Regions from separate parts of the Mus musculus genome. Here region 2 is linked to region 1. A link is a loop called in an ENCODE intact Hi-C map of the cell type or tissue named here. Cell type or tissue: left cerebral cortex. All regions are shown on one strand. Each heading gives the region's core, and the rest is flanking DNA. Links, peaks and the distances in the headings are about the cores only.

What was found. Peaks named below come from ENCODE experiments on the same cell type or tissue, not always from the same donor. Only the 100,000 strongest peaks of a DNase experiment are listed, where the experiment ranks them.
Region 2: a loop joins it to region 1, with 3 times the contacts of the local background. A loop is called at or near these places in 6 of 42 quality-filtered maps.

The regions. Positions count from the first base shown.
Region 1 is chr13:59,866,863-59,869,773 of GRCm38, forward strand. No RefSeq gene overlaps it. Among named protein-coding and RNA genes, the nearest start is that of Tut7, 45 kb to the left of the region's middle. In left cerebral cortex, for the core only: a CTCF peak has its summit at 1,577 (motif pointing right); no DNase peak of the experiment used is centred there.
Region 2 is chr13:60,743,018-60,745,928 of GRCm38, forward strand. The region is part of intron 19 of Dapk1 (death associated protein kinase 1); the gene reads left to right. Among named protein-coding and RNA genes, the nearest start is that of BC051665, 42 kb to the right of the region's middle. In left cerebral cortex, for the core only: a CTCF peak has its summit at 1,344 (motif pointing left); DNase peaks (open chromatin) are centred at 554 and 1,335; H3K27ac peaks cover 528 bases.

The sequences.
Region 1 (2,911 bases), core at 184-2,683:
GGCTTCTGCATGTATGACATGGCATGTATACCCATGCACATGTAAACAAACAAAAAGCAAGGTAAGGTCTCTAGATCAAACAATGCCTGAAGTTGACCTCTGGCTTCTACATACATGTATACATGCATGTGAACACTCATATGTATCCCACCAGGAGCAGATACCCCCCCACACACACACACACACACAACCTTCCCACACAGTATATATGATACTTACACACACAACCCTGAAACTCGTGTTATTCTTGCTAGAACCTCAGAGCCTTCAAGGGCTCAGAATCCTTTTCTTCTCTGCTGGAAAAATCCCCAAAGCCCTGTGTTCCGTGTTTCACAGCTGCTTTGGCCTTGGCCTCTTTCACCAAGTGAGCAGAGACTCTGGTTGTTCTCCATCCCCTCTGACCTAGAGGTTTCTGACCTTGGCTCTGTGGTTGTTATGCCTCTTCTGGTCCCAACCACGGTCCCCCCCATTCCGGGTTCTCTCTTACTTCCCAAGTTTTCTCTGAGACCTTAGCGCTGTTCATGTAGGACACTGCCTACTTTCCACTCTGAGGAACACGTGCCTCTTTCTCCTGACTTCTGATAAAAAGGAAGCAGAAGCCACACACATACAGGGCTTGATGCAGCTTCCCGGCCCTCGCTGTTGGGTCTACCTCTCGCCCTGTCTGAGTGATCTCCGTGTAGTTGTTTCAAATGACAGCCTTCTAGAGACAACCTTTCTGTTTTGAAATACTCTTTCCTGTTTGTAAACCAGCTTTCCTTAAAAGTGGGCTCCTGCCTTACACGAACTTATTCCACTTTAACAATAATGTCTTGTTTTCCTAGATTTTTTTTTTTTTCAAAACCCAAGAATTGAATTTTCAGAAACGCCAAACCGCATTTCATCCTGACTAATTTGTCCTGTGGGCTGGCTTCCTGCTGCAAAATCAGCACAGGGTTTTCTCCTTCTTTCTTTCTGTTTTTAGTGAGATAGGAGAGAATGATTTTTTTATTTTTTAAACAGAGACTCAGCTCCGCTTTTTCAGTAATCTAACTTAATCCTGCCACTCCATGGTGTCCCCAAGACGGACCTGGAACTAAATTTCAAACTTCTTTTCAAACTGGATGTGGGAGAACAGGTCTTCCTGCCTGGGGTGGGCAGACAGATGTGATTGCATTCCTGAACCCTGGGTCTGCTCTCTCAAAGTTATCTGTGAAGGGAAGGGAGTTAAATCCATGAGATTCAAACCCTCGCATCACCCAGGTTCCCCAATTAGCTGTGAGAACAGAGTCTGCCATCGTGTCTCAGGGTTATCTTGATTTTTCCGGGGAAACATCCTTGTGAATCTTAGAAGGCAGGGCTCTTGGCAGTCTTCCTTCTGGTCCCTATGGCTGCAGAGGTGGTAAGGGAAGTGTTGCGGAAGGCATCTCCTGCCAGGAGTGAAAAAAAAAAGGGACACAATTTTGTTTTGTTTCTAAATAAATACAATTTGTAACAGAGTGACGTTTAACTTAAATGAAAAAAGTTTTGTTTTTTTTTGTATCAGTTTTTAGGAATGTGTGCCACATGTGTGCAGGTGCCTGTGTAGGCCAGAAGAGGGCGCTATATTTCCACTGTCACTGGAGTTACAGGTGTTTGTGAGCCAACCACGAGATTTGGGTCCTGGAAACTGAACTCAGAGTCTCTTAAAGAGTAGCAGGTGTTCTTATTAGCTGAGCCTCCTCTCTAGCGTATCATGCACATATTGTTTTTGACAAGAGGATTTAGTATGCACTGTCAATTTGCATAGCACCCCGATGCTTGTATACAATGCTGATGTCTAATTTTGCTATCATACTGCTTTGTAAGATTTTTTTTTTCCTTTCATAACTCAGTCACGATGGCACACACCTTTAATCCCAACACTGCAGAAGCAGGGCAAGTGGATCTCCATGAGTTCAAAGCTAGCCTGGTCTACCTAGTGAGTTCCGTCCTAGCCAGTGCTATAGAGTAAGGCTCTGACTCAAAAAAGAAACAGTAACAGAATGAAACAAATAAGCAAAAACCAACCAACCAAACCAAGCAAGCAAGCAAGTAAACAAACAAACAAAACATCCCCAAACCAGACCAATTTTTCATGCCTGTGAATGTGTTTGTTTTTGAGACAGGGTCTCATGACACCCAGCCACGATGTATGTGTGTAGTTCAGCCTGGGCTTGTACTTATATACAGACTAGGATCATCCTCTTGCTGCAGCCTCCCAAGTGCTAGGATTGCAGCCATGTGCCACCATGCCTGGCTTTTAAATACATTTGTGGACAGATATCATGAACATGCGTTGTTAAGGGTGCTGACCTATAGATAGTTTCTATGTACAAGAAGACGCTGGCAATGGTACCTTTCTTCATTTTTATAACACTCCTTTAGAGAGGGTGGTTTTTATTTCTGAAGACACACTGGGGGAAAATTACCATTAAAATGAAAATAAAGCCCAAGCATATATCTCTGTGGTTTTGCCTCCACAGATGGAATGTTCTGGATTCTTGGGTTCTTTCTATGTGCCTCTGGGAAGACCTGGGCGAGGTAATCACACAGGTCCCTTTTAGGTGCTCTGAGGCATCTGCATTCCCACATTATCTGAAGCAGTTTGAGCTATTGTTTAGGCACCTTGTCTTATGGCTATGCACAACTATAGGCTTCCCAGAAGTTCATGCGAGCCAAAATGATTCATTTGAACATATTTTCCTAAAAACAGTACAATTGGGAGCAAACATTTTGTTTTTATAAGATGCATTTGTTTGTTTTGTGTGTATGTGTGTGGGTCTGAGTGTATACACGTGCACCACATGCCTACGATGGCCATGGAGACCAGAGCAAGCGTTGGATGCCCTGGAGCTAGAAGGTGGTTGTCAATCTTCATGTGGATGCTGGAAACTGAATTCAGGTCCTCGCT
Region 2 (2,911 bases), core at 113-2,612, 880 kb after region 1:
GACAGATAGATTACCTACCAGGAAAGAGCCCCTTCAGTCCTCCACTGCACGGACCTGGACTGTGGTGCCTAGCCAGGTCCAGTCTCTTCACCTCAATGCAAGGAAATGCAAGGTCATAGGGAGTGGGCTGCATGCGGTATCCGTGGTCTTGAAGTTTATTTTCTTTGCCTCTGTTCCTGCGAGTTCCATGATTATCAGGGCTTTGGGGACTTGGTTTACTTCATTGGTCTCATCAGTAGGATTTTTTTCCTTAAACCGATAATAAAAGTAGCCCCGTCCTTTCTCTTAAACCCAAGCATAAGACACTGAGGAGGTGCTCAGGAATGTTTTGGAAAATGGACAGTGTTGGGTGTTGCCCATAATTAAAATTCACAGGGAGTGAAGGACATTTGCATAATTAGTATTCTCACTCCGTGCATTTGGGCCTAACAGCTTCCGCCATGTGCCATGTGCTGGAAGTCGCTGCTGCCTCTTCTCAGGGCCCTTATCTGGCTTCTCCAGATTGCCAGTTGCTTCCTTTCCAGCCTGTGGGTTTAGTCATCTTTCCTTTGGGGAACGTGAAAGCTAATTTGCCAAGGGAAACGTGCTGAAGAAAGAAAGCTGTAAACCCAGAGGCCCGCCAGGTTCGGACTGTGGGTGTCAGGATCTAGAGGAGAGACGGGGAGACCTGCTAGTGGAAGCGCTTATAGCCAGTGTGGTGCTGGGCTTGGCTGGGACCGTGCAGGCTAGTTGCTCTCTGAGTCTTGGGTAGGATAACTTCTTGAGCAAGCACTTAAGTAAGTGATGGGAGCTGATTGGTGGTGAGTGTAACCTGTGTTACAGACCCACCTTCACAACCACCCGGAAGGTCCACGTTCATAAACCTGCGCACTCCTAGTGTTGGGAGGTGTGCTGTCTTACATATCCAGCCTACTGCAAGCACTCAACCAAACCTTTAATCCATTGGGCCTTGTGTGCAGCCCAGTCACATTCACAGACCCAAGGGACACACACTGGAGCTCATTGTAGGGCTTGAGAAAACTTGCAGTAGCACAGTGGCCCCAACTTGATGCTCCTCCTGGGTGCTGGGTGGACAAGCTCCTACCAGCTCCTTCCAGCCCCATCACGGAGGGCTTGGCCAGGGTGGATTTGTGGCCAGGTCTAATCTCAGAGCTCCTGCTCCGGCCTCACTTTGGTGGACTGTGTATTAGTGTGCTTCCTTCCAAACCAATTAACACACATAGCACCCGCCTGCTATAGCTAGTGTGGTGCCATTCCTTAGGGGAGGAAAACAGGGTTGGTGAAAACTGCTTTTCAGGGAGTCCCGCTCTGTGCTCCTCAGCTGTCCCTACCATGCCACCTGGTGGCCAAAACTGAGAATGCGTTGACCACCGGTGGAGGGCTATCAGCAACTTCTGTCAAGGGAAGGTTGTATCAAACTCTTCTAAATTTAGATTCGAAGAGGACGACGAGGTTAGATTCCCACAGGCATGCGGACAACTGAGGCTGCTTTCCCTTTTCCTGCTTTTCAAGACTCTAGTGTATTCTGCCCACCTCAATGACAAAATGGCTCTCCTGGCTTATGGGCTAAAGCAGTGGTTCTCAACCCGTGGGTTTCGACCTCTTTGGTGTTTCAAATGACCCTTTCACAGGGGTCCCCTAAGGCCATTGGAAAACACTGATACTCTCAGCATGATTTATAACAACATAAAAATTAGTTATAAAGTAGCAACAAAAATAATTTTTAGTGTGGGGGTGCACCACAATATGAGGAACTATAGCAAAAGATCATAGCATTAGGAAGGTTAAGAACCCAGCCAGGGTTGCCATCTCTTGGCGGACAGAAAATGAAATATGAAAGGGACCTGGGCACAGGTAGGAGGCAGGAGACATAGGGTTCTGATGTCCCTGGGTCCCCACTTGAGAAGTGAGAACACGTGTTTGCTTGTGTGGTAGCCCAGAGTCTAGGGCCTCATAAAAGCCAAGGTGTAAATTTAGCAAAATGCTGCTTTCTTTGATAAGACAGGATGCCTTGACAATTGTTAGTCGAGGAGTAGCTTGTTGGCATGAGATTCAGAGATGACCACAGCCTCCTCCAACTAAGACTCATCAGCCAAGAACAGCAGTTCTAAGCAAAAGTTTTAGACCAACGGTAGCTCTTGGGATGCAGGTGACCATGCTCCATTGCTCCCAGAAGTGGATGCATTTGTCTCTGAAATGAAACCACAATGAGGTACAAAATCGGCATGCCACAACGCCATGGAGATGTAAGGAGGAGGGGCCTTTTTTCTCATTTTGCACACTTTCCTAGTGATGGTTTATAAATCTTAATAAAGTCAAGAAGCCCCCACGGCTACACTGTGTTTAAGACAGGGACCCAGTAGGGCCATGTCTTCCCAGTGAGACGGGCTACGGATGGCTGTGTGATCCTGTTTGAGCCTCCAGCACACAGCCTGAGATTCCGCTTCTGTCTGCATGTCTTTCTTTATCTATTTCGCCCCTCTGTTTATCTTCCTTTCGCACTCCAGGATGGGTAGAGGATGCAGTAGTCGATTCCGCTCTGATCCATGTTCTTGGGTCTCAGTTTCCTTATCTAAAAGGGGAGGATCAGGCAGCTCTTGTAGCCATCGAGAGTCAGCCACCGCATGCCTTCTGTATGGCATCCTGCTGATCTGAAGTGAGTTCCTTACCCAAGAACAGCATGCAACCACTTCTCAGTAGAATCACCGATGCAAAGGTGACAGACGTGGAAGGGGAACGTGTCTCGGTGAACATGCTGGGACATGAAGCGCAGTGCTGGTGATCTAGGGAGAGCCTGCCACGGCCTTGGAGTGACTGTGAATGCTTACCAATTGGATGGTTGGCATGACAACTCAAACAGCATGGTTTCAGGGCTACCAGGGACCCAAGAGTCTCAATGAATAAAGGCAAA